Regions from separate parts of the Homo sapiens genome. Here regions 1 and 3 are each linked to region 2. The links are chromatin loops, found by intact Hi-C in ENCODE. Cell type or tissue: heart left ventricle. All regions are shown on one strand. Links, peaks and the distances in the headings refer to the core of each region. The heading gives the core; the rest is flanking DNA. Region 1 holds the start of MIR185 (microRNA 185). Region 2 holds the start of MIR3618 (microRNA 3618). Region 3 overlaps ARVCF (ARVCF delta catenin family member).

Region 1 (10,126 bases), core at 1,639-6,638, 52 kb before region 2:
TCCAGGCTTTCTTCCTGTTTTGCAGAATTACCAGGTTGTTAGGCTAGGGGAACGTATGCTGGGATTCTGGGAAGAATTCCACCCGCACTGGTATTCTTAGAGGACGGGAAGCCCTTGGCTGCGGTGTGAAGAGGGCTCTCTCTTTCCATTCATATCTCATAGATCCTCTGGCCAGGCTTGGGGGTGTTGAGGGACTCCAGGAGTGTGGGGGGAACTTCCTCCCTGGAAGAGGCCTGTGCTCTGTCCCTGCTGAGGCTGGTGGCATTTGCAGTCACATGGTGAGCTCACAGTGACTGTCCCCCTCTTACCTCCCTGGCAGGGTTGGCAAAGACCACACCAAAGTCCCAAGTGATTAGTTCCCCGGCCTCCCTGCACAGAGGCTGTGCATGTCCCCTGGGCATTCACTCTAGCTGTCTGGGCTGCAGGGAGGCAGGGTGCCTGGCCCAACTGGAGATGGCACTCTACTGGGGGTGGTTAAGTGTTGACCATCACAAAGGCGACCTCTTTTGTCACATCTGTGTGAGAGGAGCTGGACTTTCTCAGATATGGATGAGCCTCACGACGCACATCCTTTCGTCCCTTGCTTGTCTACCAAGTCCCTATGTGCTCCAGGAGGCAGTGGTACAGGCCAGCCGCTCCGTATGACCAGAGAACCAGTGCCTCACACTCCAGCGCATTTCCTTCCCAGGGTGCACCAGGACTCTTGTAAAGAGGGCATTCTCGTGTAAGCAGTTGCTTTTTTTTTTTTTTTTTTTAATTTTTATTTTTTTGAGATGGAGTTTCCCTCTTGTCTCTTAGGCTGGAGTGCAATGGCACGATCTCGGTTCACTGCAACCTCCACCTCGTGGGTTCAAGTGATTCTCCTGCCTCAGCCTCCTCAGTAGCTAGGATTATAGGCACGCACCACCACACCTGGCTAATTTGTTTGTTTGTTTGTTTGTTTGTTTTTTGAGATGGAGTCTTGCTCTGTTGCCCAGGCTGGAGGACAGTGGTACGATCTTGGCTCACTACAACCTCTGCCTCCTGGGTTCAAGCAAGTCTTCTGTCTCAGCCTCCCAAGTAGCTGGGACTACAGGCGCCCGCCACCACGCCCGGCTAATTTTTGTATTTTTAGTAGAGACAGGGTTTCACCATATTGGCCAGGCTGGTCTCGAACTCTTGACCTCGTGATCCACCCACCTTGGCCTCCCAAAGTGCTGGAATTACAGGCGTGATAATTTTTGTATTTTTAGTAAAGATGGGGTTTCACCATGTTGGCCAGGCTGGCCTCAAACTCCTGACCTCAGGTGATCCACCCGCCTTGGCTTCCCAAAGTGTTGGGATTACAGGCGTGAGCCACCTCGCCCAACCAGCAGTTGCTGTAAAATTTTTTAAAAGGATGTCACTTATACTACCCAGTCATTAAGACTTCCTGAGGTGGAAAGATCACTTCAGCCCATGAGTTTGAGAATAGCCTGGGCAACATAATGAGACCCCACCTCTCCAAAAAAATTTAAAAATTAGGGCCAGGCGTGGTGGCTCATGTCTGTAATACCAGCACTTTGGGAGGCCAAGGTGGGTGGGTCACAAGGTCAGGAGATCGAGACCATCCTGGCCAACATGGTGAAACCCCATCTCTACTAAAAATACAAAAATTAGCTGGGTGTGATGGCACGCACCTCTAGTCCCAGCTATTTGAGAGGCTGAGGCAGGAGAATCGCTTGAACCAGGGAGGAGGAGGCTGCAGTGAGCTGAGATCGCGCCGCTGCACTCCAGCCTAGGTGACAGATCGAGACTCTGTCTCAAAAAAAAAAAATTAGCCGGGTGTGGTGGTATGCAGCTGTAATCTTAGCTACTTGGGAGGCTGAGGTGGGAGGATGGCTTGAGCCCAGGAGTTCGAGGCTGCAGTGAGCTATGATCACACGACTGCACCTGGGCGACAGAGTGGAGGTGATGTGCTTCCTCAAATAGCCATGAGAACAACGCTTCTTTTCTTGTCCTGGCTCAGGAACCTCACCACCATGCCACGTTGCCCTGCTGCGCTGTGCTGGTGTCGTAGGTCGGTGGCAGGACATTTGCCCACCTCACAGGCTCTGCTTTCAGTCTTGAAGTATGGCTCCTCTCGACTGCTGCCCACACGGCCTCCTGTTGTCAGCCTGGGCTACATATCTGGGCTCTTCCATCCCTGTGGGCCTGGTGAGGCCTGGCCATGTGCCTGTGTCATGCCAGTTGCTTTCAAGATGATGTTTCTAGTAGGACCACATGTGAACACAGTGACCACCATGGCCAGGAGGAAGCTGGCTGCCCATCACCAGCTTGCCCAGGGACCTCTTGCACCCTGGCGGGGATCAGCAGATCCTGCTATGAGAGAGCAGAAGGCAGCATGCTGACTTCCAGGAGTGTCCACAGCGTGGCTGGGCAGAGCAGAGCTACAAATGAACAGATCCAGTGCCGAGGCCATCCTGACTCTCTCAGGGGCTGCCAGGCCGTGGGTGCAGGGTCCAGCAGGCCCACTTGATCCCAGCATCCCACGTGTGCCTGCTCGGGGTGGCCAGCTCACTGCTTCTTCACCTCTAGCCCAACCAGCAGGTGCCCCACCATGAGCCCCTCCAGGCTCACCTTGCCCATCCCTGCCATGTGACCTGGGACTCTTGAGATGAGATCACAGCTGCAGAGCACACAGCACAGGGAGGAGCTCATCAGCATCTTCCCACCTGTGGTGCCCTGGCCCAGCCTCCTTCCGGTTGGGGTTGGACCCGCCCTGGCAGCCAGGTTTTGCGTCACCTGCCCCACCCGCCCTGTAACCTACTTGCCCAACTGCTATCCCGGTGGCCGTGAGGCCAGTTGACAGAATGGAGAGGGGTAAGCATTTTCCGCCTGGAGAGGATGGGCGTGTGGCCATCTGACTGCTTCTGCAAGCCTGGTGGTTGTGTGCAGGCTGCCCTGGTGGTCTTAGCCCCTTGGGGCAGGCGGGGTCCTGTGCAGGATGCAGAGACTGGGCGTGGCTTCCTGCAGATGTTCAGATGCTTCTGGGCTGTGGCCTCTGAGACCCAGGGCAAGGCTGCTGACTGGACCCCAGACCCTCCTGCCTGCCTCTTCCTCCAGCTGCTCTTTGTGGTCTGGTTCTGGCCGCCTGGGCCTCAGGGCCAACCCTGCATGGCTTTGACCACTCTGGCCTTCTTGGACTGCCAAGGACATGCTGAGAGTTGGTTGGGCTTGGCCCAAGTGCTGAGCCCAGGGCAGGGGTGGGGACAGGCAGGGCGGAGCCTCACCTGGAAAGCCAGGCACGATTCTCCCTGGGACACCAACCCTCCTGTAGAGTTGGCCAATTCGGGCAACCTTGAGGGCGAGCTCTGTGTGGCACAAGAGATGCCCTGAGGAGCCCAGCCTCACCTGGTGTGATGGGACCTGTGGAAGTTGTGGGAAGTGGTCCTGGCCACCCGTGTGCCCACATGCCCTGCGCCCAGATCAAGATATGGTGACCAAAAGGACAAGGACTATATCCATGGCTCCCTCCCAGAGCCTGGCAAGTCAGCAGGCATGAGAGGGTGTTGGAATGCTGTGGTGGGCCTGTGTGGGGACCTTGTAGGACCTAGGGAACCTGCAGGGCTTGGCTTAGGGAGCACACAGGGGCCCAGGCAAAGGCAAGGTCACAGGTCGGGGGAGGTGAAGCTGGCAGGGGGAGGGGGAGACCTGCTGGCTAGAGCTGGGTTGGGGGCCGGTGGGCAGTGGGCCTGGCTCGAGCAGGGGGCGAGGGATTGGAGAGAAAGGCAGTTCCTGATGGTCCCCTCCCCAGGGGCTGGCTTTCCTCTGGTCCTTCCCTCCCAATGACCGCGTCTTCGTCGAGGCCACAGCCCTTGGCTCTGCGCCCACACCTCCAGTGCCAGGCTGTCCGGAGATCTGTTTATGGCCTTCCCTTGGACCATGGAGCCCTCCCTGCCACTGGTGCCTGGAGGGCTGGTCTGCTGCCCCTGCACCCTGGCCAGCTAGGATGGTGGGGTCCTGCAGCTGAACTGGGGGTGCCTTTCTGCCTGTCTGTCCTACGTGTATCAGTGGCCAGAACTGCCCTCATCCATGGCCTTGCCAGCAGCTGGGCGTGCAGCCCAGGGAGGGCTGAGGTCGGCTGAAGTTGATTGAGACCAACGGCCTTCTCTAACACCCCAGAGGAGCATGTCCCTGGTGAGCAGGCCTTGGGCAGCCCTGGGCTCCAGGCCAGTGGGATTCCAGTAGAGACCAGCTGGCAGGGCTTCTCCAGTGACTGCAGCCAGGGGTTCTCATGTGCAGGAAAGACCAGCTCCTCCAGAGTAAAGGGACTTGTGTCTTCTGGCCACATGGTGAGTGCTGGGCCCACCCCATCAGTGGCACCTTGGGTGCACTCCCAAAGCCCAGCGTGTTCCCCATCTTCCTGCACTGCATTCGGGATGGTTCTGCATCATCAGCTGCACCTGATTGCTCTTAAACCCACAGCTGAGCTTTAATGTGCAGTCACTGAAGCTTTCATTTCTAAAATAGCTTCCTAAGAGTTCTTTTGGCCAGGCATGGTGGCTCATGCCTGTAATCCTAACACTTTGGGAGGCCGAGGTGGGTGGATCACCTGAGGTCAGGAGTTGGAGACCAGCCTGACCAACATGGAGAAACCCCGTCTCCACTAAAAATACAAAATTAGCTGGGCGTGGTGGCGCATGCCTGTAATCCCAGCTACTCGGGAGGCTGAGGCAGGAGAATTGCTTGAACTCGGGGGGCGGAGGTTGCGGTGAGCCGAGATTATGCCAGCCAGCCTGGGCAACAGGAGCAAAAACAAAACAACAACAACAAAAAAAAACCGAGTTCCTTTTGCTGCTTTGTAAACCCAGTTTGCTCTTCATCACTTCCTTTGCCCTGCAGATGTTTCTGAGCTGTCTGTTTTCTTTCTGCCATCAGAGCATGGTTGGTTGATGATGCATGTACGGTTATCTTTCTGCTGGTTCTTGCTCATGGTGCTTCTTTCATTATGTGGTTCTTTCTGACTATGTACTGCTTCTGGTCTTTGAAAAATGATTTTGAGACTTCTTTGAAGTATAGGATGAAGGTATCTTTCTCCAGAGAGAACTTCAGGCACAGGGGCACTACGAGTGCTGGAACCCCTTAAAACTGTGCTTGGCTTGTGGGTCCTTGTACCCCCAGTGTGGACCTGGACGGCTGGCTGTGCCACAGCTTCTCAGAAACTTCCCTTCACTTATGTGCAATGTCCCCATAACCCCTGGGGGTGGCTGCGGCTGTAGTTCATCTCTCCCTAAGCATCGCTCTTTGGAGTCCCAGCCTAACTTAGAGGAGAGTCTTCTGTTAGGTTCTTCATCCTGTGGGGGTGACTGGACCTTGTCTTCTGTCTCCTTCGCCCCCGAGGCCACCAGAGTATGAGCCCCAGTGTGTTCAGTGGGCAAACGCTCTCAGGCAGGATTGGCCACTGTGTTCTGCTGTCCTCTGTGGGCCACGCTCTCCGAACTGTTGGCCAAATGCTGCATGAGCTCATCAGCTCCTGGCAATTTTTAAGATGTTTTCATATTTCATCCAGCATCTTGAGTTGTTTTTACCAAAAGGATTGCCCCTAGTAGCCTGCCCACCCTCGGATGATGGCCCCCTGTGGGCGCTTCCAGGGCACCCGGCAAGGGGACCCAACCCACTTCCAGCCCCACAGTCTGCTTCCCACAGGGCCCCCTTGCAACAACACACCCTTTAGCTTCCCATCCTATGCAGAGTGGTGGCCAGCAGACCATCTCAAATGGCTGCCCATCCCCCTGACCCAGTGCGTCTGCACGTGGCGCTTATTGCTATCCCAATACTTCAACTGCACAGCCACCAGCTCCTCACTGGAGCAGATGGTCCCCAATGGCCATCCCTAATGCCCGTGCCTATGGAGGCACATACACTGAGCCCTCTTCACCTCCGTCCCCACTCATTAGACTTTTCTCAGAGGAATCTTTTTGGGTCTCTTCAGTATTTGAACAGCTTCTTGGCTGTCCCATGTCCCAGCTGTGAGCACTGGCTCTGCCCTGGAGCCGTGTCACTAAATCATTGCACATGTGCACATTTCAGGGAACTTGGGTGTCACCCTTGGGTGGCCTCGGAATCTAATCTCCGTTCTGCACTCGTTTGCATTGTGGAAAACTGCCTGCTCTGGGCCCCAGAGGTCCCTGGGTGGGGACGAGGTGTATGCTAAGTGTGCAGTCACCCAGCGTGTCCCCGGCACGTGTCCATGCCAGCTGCTGTGGGTGTGTGGGGCCTTCGGGTCCTGTGGGATGGCGAGTGTGTGTGCTGAGCAGGACCTGTAGGGCCTGCATCCCAGGTGAGTGGGCCATGCTGTTGGAGGCGGAGGCAGGGCTGCCCCCACTGGTGGCGTGTGGGGTGGGTTTGGTGCTGTTGCAGGGGAGGAGATGTGCATGTGGGGGACAGTCTTGAAGGAAGAATGTATACAGTGGTCTATTTCCAAGACAAAGTGTCTTAAATTGGCTTAGCTCAGCAAACTACAGAAGAAACAGGATATACTAGGCCACCCTGCTTGGATAGCTGATGTGTGCTTGTCGGCCTCCACTTTCCCCGCACTTAGTTGCCTTCACCCGAACCAAAGAAGTTCAGTCTAAGCTGAAAGTTTACTAGCCTGCAAAATAGCTCATTTTGTCTGTTCTTATCAGCCTGCCTGCTACTTAGGTCGTAAGTTAAATACTTAAAAAGTCCCTGAGCTAACTAGGACTGCAATGCATTGTGGGCTGCAACAAAATACAGCAAGACAAGCCCCCAAAAAAACACCTGAAGCCCCTACCCAACAATTAATAGGCGACGTCCGGGAAAATTGTGACCCCACAGTACTCGGCCTATGAGGAACTGGGGGAGGGACCTGCGTACTAGGGGATAAATTGCTTGTCGAAACTGTGCTGGGTGTGCCTGTCTGACACCTGATCTTGCAAGACTGTCATTAAAAGTCTCACTTTCGCTGTTCTCTGGGTCTGAGTTCATTCTTTAGATTTGGATGGGTAAGTTTGTTTCTCACAGTGTGGCTCCTGCCCTCACTTCTGCTGCCCCCCGGGGACCCCCTCGGCACCCCAGCTCGGTGTGTCCAGGCCTTAAGACTACCATGGTGCTGATGGGATGCTTCTGTTCAGGGCTGGTGTTGCAGGTGGTGGAGAGACAGTCTGGCCAGTGCCAATGAGTGCATGGGTTTGGGAGTTGTTTGTGTGGCACCGGCCAAGAGTGTGGTGTCCAGTTCCCCCACACCCAGCAAGTAGTACAGACACCACAGAGGTGGTTCTCTCTGTTCTGGCCTGTTGCAGGTTCGGAGGGCAGCCCTGAGTGTCTGCCATCCGCTCAACTCAGTGTTTTCCTTTTCCCGCAGACCTCGCGACCTGTGTCAGCAGAGCCGCCCTGCACCACCATGTGCATCATCTTCTTTAAGTTTGATCCTCGCCCTGTTTCCAAAAACGCGTACAGGTAACCCCCTCGCTCTGCATCTGCTGCGCCCTGCAGGGTCCTGGGTGCCCAGCCAGTTCTCATGCCACCCAAGCTGCTGTGTGCAGGAAGGTGTGTGGGCCAGGACGGGGCTGCACAGGCCTGGCACTGCCCTCCAGGACAGGGTCACTCAGTGTGGGATGCTGTCAGAATGCCTCTCGGGGCGGGGACTCCAGTCAATGTACAAAGACGTGAAGACTCAGCCACAGAAGGCAGCCACAGGTAGGACAGAGGAGTGACATGGGTCCAGGTGGGCTGCAGTTCTATGGGCTTTGAGGAGGGTCGGGCGGCAGAACTGGGACAACGGCGTCAGTGAGTGAGAGCCAGCTTGGGCTGGCGGGTCACAGCTGCTGGTGAGAAGTCAAAGTGGCGGCCAGGCTAGGGGTCTGTGGGTGGGTCCTGAGCTGAGGAAAAAGAACCTGGGGAAGAGGGGACGCTGAGGACCAGCCAGAGGAGTCAGGAAATCGAGGCCAGAAGCCACCCCTGACCCTGGACTCAGGACGGCCACACCTCCATTCCCCAGGACACCCCAGCATTTATCCACACAGAGAACGAGGCAGAGATATAACCCACATCTAAAATGAAACGTGTAACCACTCTCTAATGCAACTGCTCGGGAAGTTTTCATCATTTTAAAATCTGTACCAGAAATGATTTGAACCATTTCAAGAGGGTCTCAGATTTGAGTCACTGCAAAGTTGCATAGACACCATGCTGCTTGACTTCAAGGCTGAGTGAAGTCATTTCAGGCCAAGGAATCAGGAAGGAAGGGTGTCTGGTGTTTTCCCTTTTTGCAGTTGGGTGAGTGGCAGGTCCCAGCAGCAGACAGCATGCTGCAGGGAAGGTGGAAGAAATGTTAGGAAAGAACTATTGACTGCTACAGGGACTGGAGTAGTGTTGGGCTGGCTAGTGAGTGAACAGAACTCTAAAGAATGTAGGGGCTGGCCGAGCACGGTGGCTCACGCCTGTAATCCCAGCACTTTGGGAGGCCAAGGTGGGCGGATCACAAGGTCAGGAGATCCAGACCATCCTGGATAACACATCTCTACTAAAAACACACAAAAAAATTAGCTGGGCATGGGGGTGGGCGCCTGTAGTCCCAGCCACTTGGGAGGCTGAGACAAGAGAATGGCGTGAACCTGGGAGGCAGAGCTTGCAGTGAGCCGAGATTGCGCCACTGCACTCCAGCATGGGCAACAGAGCGAGACTGCATCTCAAAAAAAAGATGAAGGTAAAATAAGGTCATGTGGGTAGGCCCTAATCAATGTGATGGGTGACTCAGATACGCACAGGGGAAGCTGGTGTGTATACAGAGATAGAAGCAGTCGTCTGCATACCGAGAAGACCCTCAAAAGGAGCCAGCCCTGCTGACGCCTTGATCTTGGATCTCCAGCATCCAATGCTGCGAGACAATAGTGTCTGTTGTTGCAGCCGCCTGGTCTGTGGTGCTTAGTTACGGCAGCCCCAGGAAACTAGCACGCTGAGGAGAGCCAGCCAGCTCTGTATGCGTTTCAGGGCTGCCTCCTGCAGGCTGCTGAAGAGACTCAACCCACCCCGAGTGCTCCCATCTCTGGAAAGGAAGCTTGATGGCTGGCCTGCGGGTGCTGGTCAGTGCCACCCAGCCCCTTGGGTGGAGAGGAGGAGGGTTGACATGGGCCCCTCTTGCTTTCACTCAGAACCCGTGTGTTGCTGCCAGGACCTGTCCTGCGGGTCCTGCCATTCCAGTTGGCCTCGGGATTTCTCTGGACTATTTTCCGAAGCCCTAAGCCAAAGACGAAATGTGCCACCTCTGGGTGACTGAGCAAATGTGCGCTGTGTTTTCCTGACTTCATGGGAGGGTGTGAGACACTTCTGGTGGCTGCTTCTGCTCTGCCTGTGGGGTGTCCAGCCAGGGGAAGGGCACGCTGCAGGCTGGGAGCACAGACACTTCTATGGAGCCCCTGACAGCACCTCTGCAGCACTTTGGGAGGCCTCGTACAGGTACCCAGCTAGGCTGGGCTGGACTCCTCACCTGTGGACTGGAGTAAAAAGTAGGGTGCTTTAGGCCACTATGTTTTTTTTTTTTATTATTATTATTATTATTTTAGAGACAGGATCTTGCTCTGTTGCCCAGGCTGGAGTACAGTGGTATGATCATAGCTTACTGCAGCCTCAAACTCGCCGGCTCAAGCGATCCTCCCACTTCAGCATGCCTAAGTAACTGGGACTACAACACCATGCCCGGCTAATTTTTTTTTTTTTGGTAGAGACAAGTTCTCACTATGTTGTCCAGGGTGGTCTCGAACTCCTGGGCCCAAGTGATCCTCCTGCCTCAGCCTCCCAAAATGCTGGGATTACATGCGTGAGCCACCATGCCCGGCCTCGGCCACTGTATTTGGTAATTTGATACCCATCACGGAAAACCAAGACCCTGCAGCAAGATAACACAATCACTTCATGATGTCACCCTATCTCTTTCAAAACTGCCTGTTTACAGCCGGGTGCGGTGGCTCACGCCTGTAATCCCAGCACTTTGGGAGGCTGAGGTGGGTGGATCACTTGAGGTCAGGAGTTCGAGACCAGCCTGGCCAACATGGTGAAACCCCATCTCTACTAAAAATACAAAAATTAGCCTGGCATGGTGGCGCACACCTGTAATCCCAGCTATTAGGGAGGCTAAGGCAGGAGA
Region 2 (10,126 bases), core at 2,126-7,125:
TGATTTGCCTTTTTGCATGCTTGCATGTACCTTGTTCCTGCACGGCAGTCCTGTCTTTGGCTGTCGACTGTTCGAGGCCAACCACCAGGCGAGGATCCACTGTTTCCTGGCCAGACTAGACTCCCAGCTGTGGGAGTGGCCCAAACCCTGCTGCAGGCCTTCACTCACAAAAGGGAGTGAATGGCCAGCCCGGGGTACCCAGTGTTGCCTCTAAGTGCGGGATATGAGGCCTGTTGGAGGATGACAAAAGGAACGGATGAGGTCATACTGCCGCTGGGTTGGGCGGGAGGCTGCAGCGGGAGAGACTTGACCAAAAGGCAGCCTCCATGGCGCTGGCACTGGTGCTGGCCCGTCACAGCCAGTGCCTCTGTTAGCCAACACAGCAAGTGGGCTAGGAGGAAGGGTGCTGTCCAAGTGTACGGGTTTTCTCCCCGTGCCAAGGGTCCAGGGGAGCTTGCCGTGAGCCCGTTCCTGTCCGATAGTCCTGTTGGCAAGGCAGGGTTTGCATGCGGTGTTTGGTCAGCTGGAGCAGTGGGGAGGCCTACGGGCAGAGAGCTCCCCTTTGAGCCCTTTGCGGCCAGGCGCTGTGTGGAGCACTTCCCAGGGGTTGTTTTGTAGTCTCACCGTGACCTTGGGGTAGGAAATGTGCTTCTGGCTGGCTTGCCCAGTCTTAGACTCTCTTGTTGTAGCCCTCTCCTTTGTGATGTCACCCAGCCTCCTGACTTTAATGCCAGCTTTCCTTGACATCTTCACAGCTCCAGCCCTGGCCTCTCTTCTGATTTCCAGCCTGGTGTTTCTGGCCACCTCTTCCATATCTCCATGTGTTACTTTGGCGCCAAGTAGCCATATCCAAACCAAACTCAAATCTTCACCCATGCCAAAACATTCCTTGGCCTATCTAAAGTCCCTTTGATTCCTCTCTTTCTTACACCTTCATGCAGTCCTAAGGAGGCCCCGTCAGCTCACCTATTTCTAAGCACAGACCATTTCTCACCACCTTCAAGTTAACATCCTGGCCCAGCCTACCTGGTGAGCCTCTAATTCTCTTTACTGTCACCTTAGGTCCTCACTCCCCATCCACCATCTATAGTTTTTCTGGACACAGAGTGATTCTTCTTTCTTTCTTTTTTTTTTTTTTTGTTTTTTTGAGACAGAATCTCGCTCTGTCGCCCAGACTGGAGTGCAGTGGCGTGATCTCAGCTCACTGCAACTTCTGCCTCCCGGGTTCAAGCGATTCTCCTGCCTCAGCCTCCCAAGTAGCTGGGACTGCAGGCGTCCACCACCACCACGCCCGGCTGATTTTTGTATTTTTAGTAGAGACGGGGTTTCACCATGTTGGCCAGGCTGGTCTCGAACTCCTGGCCTCAAATGATCTGCCTGCCTCAGCCTTCCAGAGCGCTGGGATTACAGGCGTGAGCCACTGTGCCTGGCCACAGAGTGATTCTTTTTATTTTTTTGAGACAGAGTCTCGCTTTGTTGCTCAGGCTGGAGTGCAGTGGTGCGATCTCCCGCTCACTGTAAGCTTCGCCTCCTGGGTTCAAGCCATTCTCCTGCCTCAGCCTCCCGAGTAGCTGGGACTATAGGCGCCCACCACCACACTCGGCTAATTTTTTGTATTTTTAATAGAGACGGGGTTTCAATGTGTTAGCCAGGGTGGTGTCGATCTCCTGACCTTGTGGTCCGCCTGCCTCAGCCTCCCAAAGTGCTGGGATTACAGTCGTGCACCACCGCGCCCGGCCCAGAGTGGTTCTTTTAAACCATAAGATGGTATAAAACAGAGGCGGTGTAGATGCAAGCCAGCTTGCCTGCTTGTAAAGCAGCTCCATCACTTCCTGGCTGTATGACCTTGAGCATGTGGGTGAACCTTTCTTCCATAATGCTATGTGAGACCTGGGTGAGTTAAAATGCTTAAAGTGCTTAGAACAGGGCCTGGCTGAGGTTTGGTTGCCACTGCTATCCTGGAATCAGCTGATGCCACTGTGTGGGCCTTCCTATCCGGTGGCCCATCTCTCTCACTAAGAGCCAAAGTCCTGGCAGCAGCCTGGGAGGACCAGCCCTGATCCATCTGCCCTCATGGACTTGGCCCACTGTCACGTCCCCTCAGCACACTGCCCCAGCTGGCCACACCACATTCCTGACCCCAGCCCTCTGCTTTTCCTCTCAGTGTCACCTGGAACATCCCCTCCTCCCAGCCCTGTAACCCACCTGGCTCACTCCTGCCTTCACGTGGATGCAGGCCATGAGGCCTTCTTGGATCCCCCTTCCTAAAACTGCCTCCCCTTCTTCAGGCGCTTTCCTTGTTTTGTTTTTGCTTGAATACTTCTTGGCATGTGACAGGGTGCATGCTTTTCTTAGTTGTTAGCGGTCCATCTCCCCCACTAAAATGTGAGCTCTGTAGGGCAGGGTTTTGTCCACCTTGTGTCTGTAGCATCTAGGATGGTGTGTGTGTGTGTGATGAATGGAGAAAGCTTATAGAGGGGAGGAAGGAACTTGCCCAGGACTGCCCACCACTGAGGTCTGGGGCTGGGCAGGTTTCCTGCTTTCCTAAGGAGCTCACTCACTTGTAAGGCACCAGGCTTTCCTGCTGTGCATTTCTTCAGTGCCGCCGCTTGGCCCCATTAGCACCTTTGCTTGGAACGTCTACTCTAGCTGCTTCTTCGCCTTCTGTGGTAGCAGGCTTCCCCATTCCGTCCCACTGTTGGTCTCTAATCCCCTGCTCCTTGTGGCTTCTTCATGTAGCTTTTTGTGTCCCAGAATCATGGATTGACTCACCAGGGTCTCTATGGGACTGCCAGGTTCTGAGGTGTGTGGCCCTGGTCTTCCTTGTAATCTGTGGCACTGGGCGCATTGACCCCTCGGTCTGTTTTCTCTAATGGTCTTTCTTGGTTGCCAGGAGACTGACCTCACCCCACTTAGTGTTCCTCATGCCTGCCTGGTTGCTGCCCACAGCCTCTTGAGCGTCTTCAGCACTTTATAGTCAGTTGTTAGCTCTGTGCTGTGTTTCCTGGATCCTCAGCACCTTTGATGGACACATCTTTGGGAACATACGGTGTGAAATTCCCATTAGATTCAGAAATGTTAGGACATCTTAGAATCCAGGAAATGGGGTGACAGTGCAGTGGTCATTGACCTGCCAGTGTGTCCAGGCCCTGTGACCTTGTCTCTTGTCCATATAGTGCGTTCCTCGGAGTAGATGGCCAGTGGATAGTTGTTAAATGTATTGATTAAACCTAAACTAGTCTCTGGTTTTCATGTTGTGTCCCCTTCGAAGTACATCCACCATGCCTTGTCCCTTGTTAAATGTGTGATGTCTGCATCTCCTGTTCTTTCCGGGAATCTTGGGAGGATGTTAGGTCATGCAGTGCGGTTTGCATGTGTGCATCTTTACTGGTATGCACGCATGTGCATGCATGCGTGTTCCTGTGCACGTTGTGGGAGTGTGCATGTGCGTGTGTCTGCATGTGTTCCTTCTGCTCTGATGCAGGGTTTTCTGGCTGCCCCCTCAGACCCATCTTCCCTGCTTCATGTTGTCCCTTTCTTCATGCTTCCTCTGTAGTAAGGCTTCCTAGAGTTGCATCCTTAACCCTCATCTCTGGGTGGCCTTCCTCCTGTGGGTTTGGCGACTACCTCCTCAGTGCGTCCTGGCCTTCCGTATCTGGACCAGTCATGGCTCCAGAGTTGTGGCCTCGGCACCTTCAGAGCCTGCCTGGAGGTCCCCTCTGTTCTCCTCGCCAGGCTCCTGCCTGCATGCTGGAATTTGGGTGTCCTTCCTTGTCTTTAGTTCCCTCTTTTCTCTGCTATCCACCTCCGTTGGGTCAACAAGTGCGGTCAGTTCTGTGACACTGTTCTTGGCCCATTGCCAGGGCCTCTTTCACACCTTTGTCCTCTGGCCTGGAGGACTGTCCCCGTGCCTTGGATGCAGTTGCTTCTGCCTGGCACAGCTGTGGGTCTCCCCTCTCAAGTAGGAACCTACTTGTGGCATGAGAGTCGCTTCACCTTCAGTGGCTCCTTATTGTCCCCAGGGCGGAACGGGCTGCAGGTGGCACCCAGGCCTCTCTGTGCCTCGGCTCCAGCTGTCTCTTGTGGCTCCCCACCCCAAATCCTGGCAGGTCCCTTCCCCACAGCCACCCACCCCTCTCCTCCATCGGGAACAGAACTATGCTGCCACCTCTGGTGACCTCAGCACGCTGCATCACTGTCCCCGTCCACGTGCTACCCTGTGGGCCCAGGAGAGCCCTGGGGTCCCTGGGTAGCAGAGCGCCTGGCCATGCCTCTGAGGCCCCTAGTGCCGCAGAGTTGAGCTGAGGGTCTCGCGCTCGCCCTCTGACTGACCCAGCCCTTGCAGGTGAGTGGATTGCTGTGCTCTGGTGGCCTGAGGGAGGCCACGCGCCTTCTGTGTGTTCCAGAAAGGGTGCCTCCCACTGCATGCTTGCTTATCTGAGTTAGAAGAATGCTGTGGTGGAGTTTAGTGTAAATTTTTAAAATATTTTTTGAGCCTTATGATTATATAGTTTTTGTGTTTCTGAAGTAGGAATTAAAGTGGGCATTAACAAAATATTTAACTTTGGACTTAAGTTATAATTCAGGTTCTGAAGAATAAAAGTAAGGTTAGTTTGTTTTGATGCCTAAAAAGTCCTCTTAGGGAATATTATTTTGAAGCCCTTTACTATGCTGTTAATAGTGCTTGGCTTTTAACTTGGTACCAGGGAATTGGAAGGTTTCTGTCATTTTGTGACGATATTTTTAAATTTCTTTGCAGGTAGAAGAAGAAAGGTGCCACTCCGGCATGAAGACAGACTCGCTTAGTCGCCAGTCACTTAAGCTGAGTGCATTGTGATTTCCAATAATTGAGGCAGTGGTTCTAAAAGCTGTCTACATTAATGAAAAGAGCAATGTGGCCAGCTTGACTAAGCCGCCAGCGCACAGCGCGGCAGGACGCGCCCGGGTCTCAGCGGACTTGTGCATGTTAGCTGTGTAGATTTATGTGAGGGCTTGTAAAACTCTGGTCTTGTAAACTAGTCTTAAGCGCTTTTAATATGGAGACAGATGAGAGCCCCTCTCCGCTCCCGTGTGGGCCCGCAGGAGAAGCGGTGATGGAGAGCCGAGCTCGCCCCTTCCAAGCGCTGCCCCGTGAGCAGTCTCCACCACCTCCCCTGCAAACGTCCAGTGGTGCAGAGGTAATGGACGTTGGCTCTGGTGGTGATGGACAGTCCGAACTCCCTGCTGAGGACCCCTTCAACTTCTACGGAGCTTCTCTTCTCTCCAAAGGATCCTTCTCTAAGGGCCGCCTCCTCATAGACCCGAACTGTAGTGGCCACAGCCCGCGCACCGCCCGGCACGCACCTGCGGTCCGGAAGTTCTCCCCTGACCTTAAGTTGCTTAAGGATGTAAAGATTAGCGTGAGCTTTACCGAGAGCTGCAGGAGTAAGGACAGGAAGGTGCTGTACACAGGAGCAGAGCGCGACGTGCGGGCGGAGTGCGGTCTGCTCCTTAGCCCTGTCAGTGGGGACGTGCATGCTTGTCCCTTTGGCGGGAGTGTTGGTGACGGGGTAGGCATAGGGGGTGAGAGTGCTGATAAGAAGGATGAGGAGAATGAGCTGGATCAGGAAAAGAGAGTGGAGTATGCAGTGCTCGATGAGTTAGAAGATTTTACTGACAATTTGGAGCTAGATGAAGAAGGAGCAGGCGGGTTCACGGCTAAAGCAATCGTTCAGAGAGACAGAGTGGATGAAGAGGCCTTGAATTTCCCCTACGAGGTATGTTGGCAGCCCCTCCTCTAGAGGGCTCTTAGCAAAACCCAAAGAGAGATTTGGGAATTGCAGCATCTTTTGAAAGCAGGGAAATTAAAAAAAAAAAAAACAAAAACCAAAATCCCCTCTGAGGTGGAATAATGTTAATGTGGAGAAGAGAAAGATGTAAGGAGTCCAGATTTTTAAAGTTTCCTAATGAAAAGTTTGGCCCATGGGTAGGCCCTGCATCCCTGATCTAGCGCGTGGGGCAGCAGGTGCTGCTGAGTTACGCTCCTTGGCAGTGTGTGCCCCTGGACCAGGTGTGTTGGTGTCAGCTGGTAGCTTCATCCTGTTTGTTTTTCAGATGATCATGCACCCTAAGGGCACATCTAGGCCCCCTGAGAGCACCTCCTTTCTGTGTCTGTTCTCAGGAATGCTGTTGAGCTCTCCTGTTGCAGGAGCATGAGCGCCAGGGGCTCTGGTGTCTGAACAGCGTGTTTTGCAGGATGACTTTGACAACGATGTGGATGCTCTGCTGGAAGAAGGCCTTTGTGCCCCCAAAAAGAGGCGAACAGAGGAAAAATATGGCGGAGACAGCGACCATCCGTCCGATGGAGAGACAAGTGTGCAGCCGATGATGACCAAGATTAAAACAGTGCTCAAAAGTACGTGTGTGGGTCAGAAGCAGTGGGTGTTCCAGGGCAGTGGAGGGGTGGTTGCTTCCTTAGCAGAAATGCTTTGAGAGAGCTCTGGTGCCAGGTAGTGGGCTGGGTGGAGGCATGTTTGAGGACAGGACAGAAATATCTGAGGAGGGAAACACAGGATGGGAGGACGTCCTGATGCATGACCCAGATGCGGATCCTGGTGTGTGCTATGGAAACCACAGAGCAGCAGGCACTGTGCAGAGGAATGGGAGGGGACTTCTGAGGGGGTCAGGAGGGGATGTTGGTATATGCCAGGAGCCAGCATGACCATCAGCTGGAGGGTGTGGAGACCAAGGGCAAGGTGGGTACACAGTGAGATGGCAGGTGATAGTTGTGATCCAGGTTCTAGTCCTGGACCAAGTGTCACAGGAAGCCACCAGAAGCAAGTGGTGTTACCTGATTTTTGTTTAACAACATGGCTTCTGGGCCACAGCATGGTGTGTGCACTTCAGCTGGGCAGGGTGGAAGTGCCCTGGTCGACGTGGCACTTCCTCAACTTTGAGTTGAGGGTAGTGGGGAGAGCACTTGAGAGGCGCCCAGAGTTGCACTGTGAGGCTCTGTCATCGATGTGGTGCAGGTGTTGGGGGAGTCGGAGTTGGTGGCTTGGAGGCACCTATGAGGGTCCTGGTGGAGATGTGGGGCTCGGTAGAGGGACTGAAGAGATGCACGGGGACTCAGGCTCACAGGTGAGACCCCAGGCTGAGGGCTGGGGTGCACAAGGTGGCAGGGTGCGACTGGGAGCAAAGCAAGGGGCGGGTGGCACATGGCCATCCTCCTTGGGCCATTGAGGGGACAAGTTAGCTATGCCAGGTGCCACATGTTGCTGCCTATGTCGTGTTGGTAGCAGTTAAGCAGGAGGGCTTTTGGTCTAGACGGTTGCAGGCAGGGTAAACCTGGGGCTTCAGCTTCTGGGGCTGGGGGCAGGAGTCTTGACCTCGGGGCCTCTAGGAGGCTGGTTTGGTGCTGCATTTTCAACAGGCTCATTCAGAAGGTAAACCCACATTCGTCCTGCACAGCTCACTGGTCAGCAGCCATTCTGGCCTGGATGCCTGGATGTTCACAGACGGACAGCTGCATGTGACCCCCACCTCAGGTGGCTGGGCCAACTTTGTGACCACTCACTGTCACAGAGGAGCAGCCCCAGCGGACCCGTGGCCCGTCTCTTGCTTGGCTCCGTATTCCCTTTGCTTCTTTTCCTGACTTAACCTAAAGCTGGCAGGAGGCAGCTCCATCTTGGCCTGACTCTGTGGGGAGAGAGCCCACGCAGTGTGCATGCACCCCTGACCTTTAACACTCCCTCCCTGAATCATCACCTGATGGTGGCCTGGGTACAGGTGTCAGGTCCAGGGTCAGGGCCACTTGGTGGGTACCTAGCCCTGAGAGTCACTGGCCCTTTTTCCCCTTATGTATATTTTTTAAGGTTTCATTTGCTTTCTTCTGTTTTTTAATTTTTTTTTTGAGGCGGGGTCTTGCTGTTACCCAGGTTGGAGTAGCTCACTACAGCCTCAGCCTCCCAGGCTCAAGTGATCCTCCCACCTCAGCTTCCCAAGTAGCCAGGACTATAGGTGTATGCCACCATGCCTGGATAATTTTAAAAAGTTTTTTGTAGAGTCAGGGTCTTGCTGTGTTGCCTAGGCTGGTCTTTCTAAGTTTTTAACTTGTTCCCAATACCTGTGAGAAAATTAAGTTTTAGTTACATCTTTGCCTTACGCTCTTCCCAGCAGTCAGGCCTGGTGGCAGGTGTCAAGTTGATAAGTCGTAAACCTCTTCCTCACAACTGCCTATAAAGCAAAGAAGGGGTTGGGAGTAGTGTATTAAACCAACTTAGAAACGGAATCATTTGAAGCAGTGTTTTGTATGCTGCTGAGAGTGCAGCTCAGTTACAATAAAGACTTGTCACCTGGTCACTGGGAGCAGTGGCTGACAGCCATGCAGTTTATTAGCAAAGCTCATCCAGCCCCAAGGCGCCTCTGGCCACAACCAGACAGGCAGCAAAGGAGTCCAGTGTCCACAGTGCTTACCAGATGTGGAGGCAGGAGCTGAGGCTGGGACTTATATCTTGCACAGACCTGTTCTGTGCTCCTTCATGTGCTGGTTTGACACGTGTAAATTCCCACCTCAGGCCACATGCTATCTGTCCTAGGCCTGGAGGCATAGCAGTGAGCAAGGCAGAGAGGAATTTCGATTATCTGTGAAGACCCAGTTAAACACATGCTAGTACCCAACAATTTCTTGTGCAGGAGGTGCTGTGGCAACAATTCCAAGTGTTTTTACAGTGATTATAGGATGTTCTTGTCTTCCTGTGCAGGTCGTGGCCGCCCACCTACAGAGCCGCTGCCCGACGGGTGGATCATGACATTCCATAACTCTGGAGTCCCGGTGTACCTACACAGAGAGTCTCGGGTGGTCACCTGGTCCAGGCCATACTTCTTGGGAACGGGAAGCATACGGGTAGGGGAGGCATCAGTCGTGACTTTAGGCTTGTAAGTTCTCAGACCAAAACGTGCACATCCACACACATGGCACCGCAGCCAAGCAGAGGCCGGTGAAAGGCATCAGAGTTTCAGACTCTCGGGTTGTCCTTGTAATCCATATTGCAATTTCACTATCCACAGAAACACGACCCTCCTCTGAGTAGCATCCCTTGTCTGCATTATAAGAAAATGAAGGACAACGAGGAACGGGAGCAAAGCAGTGACCTCACCCCTAGTGGGGATGTGTCCCCCGTCAAGCCCCTGAGCCGATCTGCAGAGCTGGAGTTTCCCCTGGATGAGCCTGACTCTATGGGTGCTGACCCGGGGCCCCCGGACGAGAAAGACCCACTAGGGGCTGAGGCAGCCCCTGGGGCCCTGGGGCAGGTGAAGGCCAAAGTCGAGGTGTGCAAAGATGAATCCGTTGGTGAGTTTTTGAAGGACTCTTCCCTTCTTGCCTCCTGGGACCCATGAGCTTTGTTTTTCTAATGAAGGCCATAATTGTTCATAGTTCCTAGTTGTACTTGTGAGCAAGGGGCTGTGCACCTCCACTGTTGGTGTGGCTGAAAGGCTTGTCTTCCTGTCCTTGCAAGAACCTGCCTGGGTGCAGCACCCTAGGCTCCTGTCTGTGGGCTCTGTGGTGTCTGCATGGCTGAGGCTGCTGGGGAGATGGCTGCTGGCACTGGCAGTGGGCCGTTTTCTCTCTGGTTGTTTGTATGATCTTTCCCTAAGTCTTGCTTTTTCAGTAGGATGTGCTCATGTGGCATTGTTTTGATTTGTCTTGATGAGCTCAGTGAGCCTCTTTAATCCATGACTCAGTGTTGGGAAACTGTCACCATTCTGTGGATAGTTCCCTCTTCAATCCTGCAATTGCTTGCTGGATGTGTACTGGTGTTTCCCATTCTCTCTTCCATGTCTTTTAGCCTAGTCCCGCCATTTAAGTCTTAGTTCTCTCTTCAGGTGTGGCAGGTCTCTGTGAACCCACCTGCTGGATTACTTTCAAAGAGCACTTTCCATTTTCTAGGTTTCTATTTGTCTGTACATCACTACCCAGCCTGTCTCATAACTCCGTGGAGTGTGGGGTGCCCTAGAAGAGCCTGTGATGGGGGCTGTTGCTGAGGATGGGGAAGTGGCCCGGGAGGAAATGTGACAAATGCGAGGCCCTGTGCAGGGAGCTGCCTGGGTGTGTTGCTGACTACAGAGGTGGCCAGGATGGCCAGAA
Region 3 (10,126 bases), core at 4,440-9,439, 98 kb before region 2:
TGCCCATGCTGCCCCGTTCAGGCTGGGCCAGGGGCGCCGTCACCATTGGGAACGCAGGCCGCTCGTCCGCCAGCTCGCCGCCATCATCTGCTGTGTCCTCGTAGGCCCTGCACAGGCAAGTGGGGCGCGTGGACATCGTCACAGCAGCCGCCAGCCCTGCCTCTGAGCTGCCCCATCACACCTTCTTCAGGACTGCAAACTCACCCAGCAGCGCTGGGCTGAGAGCACCTGTATCTTGGCCCGGAGCATGGTGGGGACACAGAGAGTCATGCACCAGCCCAGTGAGAACCAATTCAGAGCCAAATGCCAAACCCCAGCCAGCGGCTACCAGGACCCAGGCAACCCTCCCAGGACAGCAAACTCACTCACTGCTGTCACCGGGCAGTTTCCCAATCCCGAGCAAAACAAGTTTCTGTGAGACATCTGCTATGGCTGCTGGAGAGACCGTCTCACCTCCCTTCCACAAAACCACCCCATCTTCCATGAGGCCCATCTCTGGCTGTGCCAGGATGTAGGGGGAGTAAATGGCCCTCTCCGCATGAAGCCATCCCAGTAGGACCACCTGAGGAGTATTCAGGCCACCAGCCCCTTGGGGCACAAGATCTCCTTAGCTCTCAGTAGCCCTGTGGGTTGCTGTCATCAAACCGCCTGCCCTGAGGCTAGGAGTGACGGTCAGGTGACTTGGCCAGGGTCACACAACAAAATCCTGACCCGGGCTGTGGTCACATCCCCACTCCAGAGATGCAGAAACTGAGGGCAATGGGGACAGAACCAGGGGCTGTGACAAGGGCCAGGGCTCTGGGTTCTGGTTACCCAGAGTGTGGCTGGAGCAAGGCCAGTGGCCGGCACTCTTCCCAGCTTTCCTGGGCCCTGGGCCTGCAGGACAGTGCCCAGCCGAACTCCTACCACCCCAGGGTCCACCTTTCTTCTGTCCCTGACGAGAGCCAAGGCCAATTCAAACTAACATGCATGACTAACTCAACTGCGCCACTTGACAAGTGGGGCACTCTGTAGTTGGGGGGTGGAGGGCAGACTTCCCAGAGGAGGTAGCCACAGGGGACGGGGTGCAGCTCACCTGGTATGAAGGCCCCGCCCACACTCAGGCCTCCTCCTTGTGGCCGTGCCATAGTCAGGCTCCAGCTCAGGGCCACCCTCGTCATCAGCGGCCAGGCTGCGCGTGTCATCCTCCAAGCCATACGGCTCTGCCTGGAAGCGCTCGGGCAGGGAGCGGCCACCTGGTGGCCCAGGCTCAGGACCCACCGGGAAGGCTTCCCGGTGGCCAGGCAGTGTGAAGCAGCCATCACCAGGGCCTGGGCCAAGGGGGCCAGCACGTGGGGGCCGCATGCCCAGCCCTCGGGACAGGCTGCCATAGCTGGGGCTGTCCCGGGGCTCGGGGCCTTCGGGAAAGCCACCCCCACTGCTGAGGTAGGCTCGAGAGAGTGTGGCCACTGGGCCACCACCACGCAGCAGGAAATGCCGGTCCAGGGCACCATCTGCAAAAGGGCCTAGTGGGGGGCCGCCATCCAGCAGGGGGAGTCCATCTGGGCCCACGGGCACCTGGCGTACTGTCCGAGTGGTCACCGTCTTGACAGTCTTGGTGACCTGGTGGATGGATAGGCAGGTAGGTGGGGTAGCACGAGAGGCCTAGAAACTGCTTTGCTGGGGTCTGGCTGGCCTTAATTTCCCACTCGAGCAATGAGAGGCCCCACGTGGCAAGCTTCCATGTCCACTCTGCAGGTGGGACAGCTGCAGCAGCCTGGCCCTGCTCACCCACCCACTGCCTGGGCCTGGCCATACCTTGGTCTCGGTGCGCCGGGTTGTGCCATCTTCGGATGTGACAATAGACACATGGGAAGTGGGTGTGCCGGGGTCCTCCTCCACCGTCACGGTCTCCTCCAGCACATCAGGTGCCTCCGGCATCGTGGCCAGTGAGGCCTGGCTGCCTGGGCTCTGCTCCTGGGGCAAGGAGGGACATTGGTGGGCAGGCCTGCTGCTCAGTCACCCCTGGAGTGCAGGTCTCCACACACAGCAGCTCTGCCTCAGCTCATGCTGGCCAGCACACCAGGGTGCCTTCCTCCTGGTCCTGAACCCACCCACCCCAAGGCCTGTTTCGGCCCAAGCTGACAAGGACAGCAATAAGTTCTTGCCCTCTGAACATCGAGGTGCTAACCCTGCCCCGGCACCCCATCCTGGGGGGACCCTGGGGCTGGACCCCCATCTCAGGTCTCCTCAGGCTGAGTTGGCAGATAAGGACATAGACCCTGGGGGGTGAAGTCTTCAGGGCCCTCCCCAAGCTGCATGGCCTGGCTGCCACAGGCTCCTCCAGGCCCCAGGAGGTGCCAGTGAGACCTGCAGCATGCCTTCCTGATGTCAACCACCACCCCTAGCTGGGACATCATGGTGTCCTGGGGCCTCCTCCCTCACCTGCCCCAGACACCTTGAGTATAGAAGCCTTGTGGGGGCTGTTTCAGCACTGCCTACTGACTCCTGTGGCCACACTAAGGTTCCCGCCACCAACGCCAGCCAGACGCCCTCAAGGGACAGAAATACGCAGTTCCCAGAACACCCCATGCACCTGCAGCACCAGTATGTCCTTATTCCTTCCAGCCCAGACATTCTTGAGTGTTGTGTAGGCACAGGTTTGCCCTACCTCGGGCCAGTGGCTGGCGCCCCCAGTGACTGAGACTCTGGGCATCATATCAGAGACCAGACACAGTAGATTTGAGCCTATGGGTGCCCTTGCCACCATTCTGCATGGGGTGACGACACTGGAATTCTAGGCAAGACAACTCTGGACTGAGACTTTTCTATCCACATGCCTACTGACTGGACTTGCCAGTGGGGAAACTGAGGCTCAAAGAGGATAGGCTGGCCCACATCAGAGCCAGGCCCAACCCCTGCCGCGCTGAGTGGCTTGAGGACCTAAGACTCACAGCCTGCCCCGGGCCTCTGACTGCACAGGTGCCTGGCCCCAGGGCCACATGGCACCAACATCCGGGGATCGGCATCTAGCCAGGATGGGCAGGAGCTGAAACCCAAGCCCTGGTGGGTGGGTCAGGCGGAGCACATTCCCAGGCAGCCAGGGCAGGGTCAGCAGGAGGACAGGTCCTGCTTTGTGGCCCAGGCCCCTGGTCCCTGCACAATGGGTCCCTTGCCTGGGCCCCCTGGGGCCTGCACAGACACTAAGCTCTGCCAGGCTCCAGAGGCAGACTCTGCCCATTCTTGGGCCTGGGAGGTGAGCCAGGTTAGATGCTCAGCGCTGCCCTCAGGACCTGCCTGCCAAGGCTCGTGGGCTGGGAAGCCTCCCCAGGTCAGGGTCCTATCCTGGGGGAATACTTGACCCCCAAATGCATGCAGTGCAGGTGTCCAGGAAGGGGCCTGCACCAACATGTTAGGACAGGTGTATCCCTCAGGCTGACAGAGGAAAGAAGTGGCCACAGAAGGCACCTCCCCCTCTCCCACAGGCAGGGTCTTGGAGGATGACAGATAACTTTATAGATGGGGAAACTGAGGCCTGGCAGGGGGAAGAGGATTTACCTAGAACTTCACAGTCCAAGTGGGATTTCAAGCACCCCCAGAGAAGGCAATCTGGCAAGGAAGGCTTTGGGCCTCATCTCGCCCTCAGTCTTGAGATGTAGGTGGAATGCCTGCTGTGGACCTGGCTAGGAAAAGGGGACCTGTTCCCTGGGAAAAAGAAATAGACTGAGGCCTAGAGTGGGGACAACTGGCACGCTGCCAGGCAGGGCAGGCTGGGCTCTTCTCCAAAGGCACTGGGGAGCTGGGACTGCTCTGAAGCAGGAGAAGGCTTGTGTGGCCCATCACTGCTGGGGCTGGGCTGCCCCATCTGTATCTGGCAAATGTGTGTCAGGCCCTGAGCTCTCTCTGCTGGGCCCTGGGCGGGGCTCATCTGAGTTCAAGCAGGGGCCCAGGCACTGAGGGGCTGCAGTTCTGGCGACAGAGTGAGGAGGGTATAAAGCAAGACTGAGGAAACGTTACCCAGGACTCTGCCAGTGGGATGTAGCCCCTCATATATGTATATATTTACATCTATTAAAAACTCAGAGAAAAACCCCCTCTTCCCTAGCTAGGCAGTGGGGGTAAGCGGGAGAGGAAAAGGGGAGGACATCTCAGGACCCCGATGCCACTCTGTGGCCCAGCTTATCCCTCCCACCAAGGCTGTGGTGAGGGTCTGACAGGCAGAGCTGGGGTGGTCCAGGAGAGCCACGCCCCCGCAGCAAGACCTGGCAACCCTGCGGCACCACCCATCAGCCCCGGCCTAGCAGCCCCGCAGTAGGATCCAGAGGCCCCAAGAGTCCCTGCTGGCAAATGACCTCAGGGAGCTAAAAACGAGGGATGACTTCACCCGGGTGGCAGGTGCATGAGTCAGCCAGTGATCACAGGAAAGCCCGGCCCCTGCTACACATGCCCAGGCACACACACATGCATATACATGACCCCTCAGACAGGGACACATGCATGTACATACACGTGTGCAAGTACCCAGCCCGGCACAGGCCGAGCACATCAACCCGTGTGCTCTAACAGCACCCCAAGGGCACGGCGCCCACTGTTCCCAGAGGCACACTCGTGAGCACACATCCTCCCGTCCTCCACCGTGTATCGGAGACCCTTATCCATGCAGGGCCTCACAGAGTCTCAACACACAGGGACAGGGGCCACCAACTCTGCCAATCATCTGCCCAGCATCCACTCTGGGAGTCTCAGAGCTGGCTGGCAGATGGAGAAACTGAGGTGTAGAGTAGTGAGAGGCCCATAGCCAGCTGGTGGCTCAGCTCTCTGCAACATCTTTAGGGTGGGGCTGTGGAATGGTGGGCTGACTCTCAACAGGAGTTGGCTGCAGTCCCTGGATCCCTGTCTGGCCCCAGTGTCCATGTCTGACGTGCACCTGCCCAGGCTGGCCCACTCTCAGGGACCCTGGCCCTGCAGCCCCACACAGCCTCTGCCTCAGACCCAACTCTGGGCTGCTCCCCTCTGTACCCTAGACATGGGCTCTACCCTGAACACCCCACCTCCAGCCCAATCCCACATGCTGCATCCTGTCAGTCGTCTCTCATCACCCCCTCCCCAGCTGGGGCCCCATCCTTGCTCCTCTTGCACCCCGCCCGGCCTCCCAGCACTCATCCCTCCCTTGGCTCTTCAATCTCTGGTGCACCAGGTCTGGGGCCCCCAGGACTGGCCCAGAAACAGGCTGCTGCCCAGGCCTGGGGTTTCCCATGAGCTCCCTTGGGCTTGTGGGAGGGGCCAGAGTGACCAGGGAGGTAGACCACCTACCCCTGCTCACAAGAGGGTCCCGGGAACACAGGGCTGAGCCCAGCATAGGGGCTCTGGGCCCCATCACGCACCTTCGGCTCAGCTTCTTCACAAGGAGGTGAGAAGGACAGAGGGGGCTGGGGTCGTGGGACGTGCTGGGTAGCATCAGTCTCACTTTTGTGGCAAAATGCAAGGAACACAGGGAGCAGAAAAGCAAGATTGGACCAACACACAGAGGGATGCTGGGGCACAGGTGGCTGGGCCCTGGTCCCATATTACTTATCTACCCAAACCACCGGACTTCACAGATGCACCACGGTCTGTGTCCTGAAGAACAGACTGCAGGGGCAGGCCCCTCCCCTGTCCAAGGCCTGGCTAGCACACACAGAGAATGAGTTAAGGTGAGATTGCACACCTGGATCCCACACCTGCAGGCCAGGCTCCCAGAGGGCAGGAGGTGGCTGCTGTCCGATGGATGAATGAATGAATCTTCTCCATCCCCATTATGGCCCTCCCAGGTAGAGTCCAGGACAAGCCAGGCTGGCATCTCTCACCAGGCAGCAAGCCCTTGGCCACCACAAAATGCCCTTTCCCTTGGTGCCACAGCCTCTGACCAGTCTCCAAGACCTGGAGCTTACTTCTCCACACAGCAGTGCACCTGCCAGGGCGTGGCCCCAGGCAGAGATGCCAAAAAGCCAAGCTGGGGGAGCAAACTTGGGGTGGGAGAGCAGGGCTGACTGTCATCCACCTCAGCTTCCCCAAGCTCAGCTTGGGGTCATCAGACACACTGTGACCATGGATTTCCCAAAAACTGGTCCCTCCACCTCTGAGGGCCAGACCCTGGGGGCCACACCAGGGCCGTAGGACAGGCAGGGGCCTAGTTGCCCAGGTAGCAGGTGTGTGGGAGACCTGCCTCCCACCACAGAGGGTCTTGGCTGGTCTCTCCTCTGCTCAGTTTCCCTGCCTGTTACTGAACCCAGCACTGCTCTGAGCAGAGGACAAACTGCCTATGCCTCCCCCCACCTCAATGCTGAGAGGGGGAGGATCCCGTTTTCCTTAGAGATCTCCTCCAGCATCCATTAGTGGGCAGGGCCTGTCTCTATCCCTCCCATCACGTGCGCCTCGGAGGCAGAGAAGACTTCCATTAAAGCTCCGGAAGCTCCTTTGCAGGTCCCGGGAGTCAGAGCCGGCGTAGGGGGTGTGGAGGGGAGAGGAGGAACCCTCTCAGGGAGCAGAAGGCCTACCCGGGCTTCCCTCTTCAGACTTCAGCCTCCTTCCTGCACAGACAGAAGCCGCTCAGGAAGGCCCTGGCTCTCCACCCGTGTCCCCAGGCACCTGTCCTGGGCGCTGGCCAAGAAGCGTCCATCCGGTCCGGGCCGGTGCCAAGAGGAGGGTCAAACTGCCAGGGGTCCCGACCCCCCCAGGCCCCGCGGATGGGCTCCAGAGACCCTGCGGCCCGCCCTGCATACCCGGGGGCACCGCGCTCACACCGCCACCCGCCCGGCCCTGGCCCCAGCCTGACGCAGCCCAGCCAGGGGCGCAAGACAATAGCTGCCTCGGGCCAGCGGCTCCGCGGAACAAAAGCGGGTCCTCCCGGGCAGGCCGACGCCCCGCCCTCTGCCTCCGACCCCGGGCCAGGGTCCCCCCAAGCCAACTTCCCTCCAACCTGTCTGAGTTCGGCCGGCATCGGGCCGGGACTCGGGGGGCGCTGGCCAGCAGCGGGGGAGGCGGTGGCTGGACCAGGCTCGGCTCCGGCGCCTCGGCCGCTCGGGCTCAGGCTCGGCGGACTCGCTCCCCGCGGGGGCGGATCTGGCGGCGGTCACGGCGAGCAGCCAATCGGGCGGGGCCGCGCCCAGGTGGGGCGTGGCGGGGGCCGGGGTGGGCGTGGCGGGCGGGGGGCGGGCAATGTGAGGTCCCGCCCCCCAGAGACAGGGGGCGGGGCCCTGCAGCCCCGGGTCGCCCCCTGTCCCCCCACTTCCCACCACCTCCCCCCACCCACTGCCGGCCTGGACTTCTGCTCCCTCCCCCTCCCTGCGGCAGGGGTGTCACTTTCCCGCCGAAAGACTTTGGCCAAGTCCTTCCCAGGCCTCGGTTTGGCCTCGGTTTATGACCACACTTCAGTCCGCCTGCAAAGGGGGAAACAGTTCCGGCAGGGCAGGTGCCCGTGCTGCGATGCACAGAGCACAAGGCCTCCCTCACTGGCACAAACCTGGCTGCGACTCAGTTTCACCTGCCATGAAATGGGGGCCGATGAGACAGTAGTCACGGCTCTGTGAGATCTCTCCAGTCTCCCAGATCCCCCCTCACCCTCCTGCCCAGCCGCCACTCTGAATGGGCCTGCGAAGAACTGTCCCCACAGAGTTCGATGGGGACCTGGAAAAGGGCCCTGCAGGGGACCCCCACTTTGTATCTTGGGTTCTCCCCATCGAGGCACAGAAGCCCCGAATGCACCCCCACTGCTCCCCCAGGCCAGCCTCAATGTGGGCCACACCCTAGGGAATCTAGTTCTGCTGCAGTGAAAAATGGGAGGGGAAGGGCCAGGCTGGAGCCACCTTCTTATGTCAAACCCCACAAAGGCCAAGCCAATGGCTCCAGCATCACGAACAGGGAAACAGGTTCTGAGATTAAATGAGCTGAGACCAACCCAGGGAGACTCAGTGGGTCTGGCAAGAGAAAGGGCTCGGGCCCAGGCCTCCCACTGGCTTCTCCGCAGACCCCTCAGAAAACAGCCTCCGCAGGGACCACTCCCTGCTGCCCTGAGCGCCATATACAGAGGCCACTCGGCTAGCATGCTCAAGATTCTAGGTACCCACCATGTGCCCCTCTGAGCCTCAGTTCCCCCACCTGCAGAGGGGTGAGCTACCCTACCACTGGCTGGACCCCTGTATCTTGCATCTAGGGCCAACCTGCCTGGAACCCCTGGAGCAGAGCGCAGAAGACCAGACACTGCGCCAAAAACGCGCCCGCATCTTATCTTTAAGCTGGCTCCATCTTCTCAACTGCACCAGCAGCTAGTGCCCCAGCCACCTATCCACCTAAGACGAGCCCAAGGCAAGTTCCCTGATGGCACCCCTCCCCACTGGGTGGGCGTCAGCCCTGTTTCAGCTGGCTGTCTAGAGGAGGGGCCCCTTCCTGCTGGAAGATGAAGGGCAGGTAGCCAGGACCCTGGAGCAGCCCAGTGAGTGCAGCAGCACTCCCCCTAGCCTGGTTCCCCAGCCTCAGCCCCCAGCTACCTGCCTTGCCATTGCCCTGGCTTCCCAAAGCCCGGGCTCTGACCCTGTGGCTCAGCAGGTAGATCGCTAGGCACTTCCTACTGAAACCAATCTGGGAAACCTGGCCAGCCCAAGGAGGCCCTGCCTCCCCTAGTATCCTCATCAGCCCAGCCAGTTGAGCTGCAGCCCTGGCAACACATGCTCTCTTCAATCCCAGCCTGAGAAAATCAAGGGTAGGGGGTCGGGGGGAGAGTTCAGGGGCAGGGGTGGTAGGTGGAGGGGCAGTAGCCTGAGGTCTTGAAGTCTTTTGCCTGAGGAGGTCAGGGTAGCTCCAGGCTGTGGGAACATCTTCCCACCAGGGCATCAACCCTCCGGGGTGCCTTGGGTCCTCCCACACTGCCTGTCCGAGGACAGTTCCGGTCTGGGAGGGTTGGACTGAGCACACTGGCGCCTGAGAGGCGGCCTCGGGGTCACTGGCTTCCACTGTCCCTATATGGCCCAGCTGGGCCCAGCGTTCTGCTTCCCCGCCTCAAGTTTGAGGGTAGAGGCCTCACATTTTGGAGTATCTCAAGTCTGAGGGCTGTGAGAGTGGCCCCAGCACCGAGACCCACCAGAGGCCTCTGAGCACCAGGGGCCATGAAAAAGGGCCCCCTAGTGAGTCTCGGACCCTCTGGGGACATTAATTTGACTCTCACCATGCACTGGTGCTGGGCTGGGCCTTCTATGTGGGTCTCATGAGCAGACGTAGGAAGCATGACGCCTGCTGGCCGACACCAAGTCTGGACACCAAGACTCAAGGAGTAGTCACCAACCCCAGGTCCCTCGGCCTGACACAGGCTGCTGGTTCTGAGCCCCACATGCCCCAGCCAGGTGAGGAGAGCCCATGGGGCTGCCTCAACAGAGACCAGCGTTTGCTCCCTTTCTCTCTAGATGAGAAGGGCCAGGCTGCCCCAAGCTCCTGGCATGTGTGTGCCAGGCGCAGGTCCCCAGAGTCAGGGCCCAGCAGGACCAAAGAAGGGCGGGTGGAGGTGCAGGTGCTGGGAGTATGCTGGGGGGAGGTCTGGCTGCTGGGTTTAGCGGGGCAGGGAGCTGAGCCAGGGAGACAGGACTCTGCAGGGAGAGCCCTCTAGGGTCACTCTGTGAAGAACCCAGAGGCCGCAGCAGGAGGCAACCCCCCCAGCCTCTAAGCTGGGTGGTGAGGAGAGCCCCCTTCCCCGTGGCTGCTGGGACAGCTCCACCCTGACTCCCCACTGTGCTAGCCCTCAGTCAGTAACAGGAACCATGATAATCACACCACATCCCAAGTCTCCCTGCATGTACTTGTTCCGGCCTCCTAACCCCAAGCCAGGGGCTCTTGCTGTTTCATCTACAGGTTAGAGCACTGGGGTGCTGGGAATGGGGTGTCCCAGTGGTCTAACTGCTCACTGCATACCCCAACTTTAGAGTTCTTAGGGCCTGGCCATGGAACACAGAAGGCTCTATACCTCCTGAGGCTGAGTAGGGGCCGGAGCCCAGTCTGAGGATAATGGCCAGCAGAGAAAATGAGGCTCCCAGGTCAGCCTCTAAGCTGCAGGCAGAGCTCTGGGCCTCCTCCTGGGGCTGACCCACCAGTGCATGCAATGAACACTGTGGCAGGGTTAGGC

The links. Peaks named below come from ENCODE experiments on the same cell type or tissue, not always from the same donor. Only the 100,000 strongest peaks of a DNase experiment are listed, where the experiment ranks them.
Region 1: a loop joins it to region 2, with 2.0 times the contacts of the local background. A loop is called at or near these places in 41 of 110 quality-filtered maps.
Region 3: it touches region 2 in a loop (2.2-fold over the local background); 14 of 110 quality-filtered maps call a loop at or near these places.

Annotation. Positions count from the first base shown.
Region 1 is chr22:20,029,415-20,039,540 of GRCh38, forward strand. TANGO2 (transport and golgi organization 2 homolog) reads left to right here. Exons shown (of 9, transcript NM_152906.7): 2 at 7,346-7,440. The coding sequence starts at 7,385. It overlaps MIR185 (microRNA 185), which reads left to right and starts at 3,725; the gene lies at 3,725-3,806. RefSeq lists enhancers at 1,739-2,435, 2,870-3,089, 4,773-4,842 and a silencer at 9,132-9,293. In heart left ventricle, for the core only: no CTCF peak of the experiment used is centred there; a DNase peak (open chromatin) is centred at 4,128; H3K27ac peaks cover 1,195 bases.
Region 2 is chr22:20,080,928-20,091,053 of GRCh38, forward strand. It overlaps DGCR8 (DGCR8 microprocessor complex subunit), which reads left to right. Exons shown (of 14, transcript NM_022720.7): 2 at 4,760-5,756; 3 at 6,235-6,394; 4 at 8,742-8,884; 5 at 9,049-9,331. The coding sequence starts at 5,037. MIR3618 (microRNA 3618) reads left to right here and starts at 4,819; the gene lies at 4,819-4,906. MIR1306 (microRNA 1306) reads left to right here and starts at 5,131; the gene lies at 5,131-5,215. RefSeq lists enhancers at 73-132, 2,237-2,855. In heart left ventricle, for the core only: a CTCF peak has its summit at 4,173; no DNase peak of the experiment used is centred there.
Region 3 is chr22:19,980,136-19,990,261 of GRCh38, forward strand. ARVCF (ARVCF delta catenin family member) reads right to left here. Exons shown (of 20, transcript NM_001670.3): 4 at 1,798-1,956; 5 at 1,076-1,602; 6 at 1-107. Among named protein-coding and RNA genes, the nearest start is that of MIR4761, 21 kb to the left of the region's middle. RefSeq lists enhancers at 2,660-3,597, 3,598-4,534, 5,472-6,407 and a silencer at 6,766-7,205. In heart left ventricle, for the core only: no CTCF peak of the experiment used is centred there; DNase peaks (open chromatin) are centred at 7,066, 8,466 and 8,906; H3K4me3 peaks cover 2,499 bases; H3K27ac peaks cover 3,406 bases.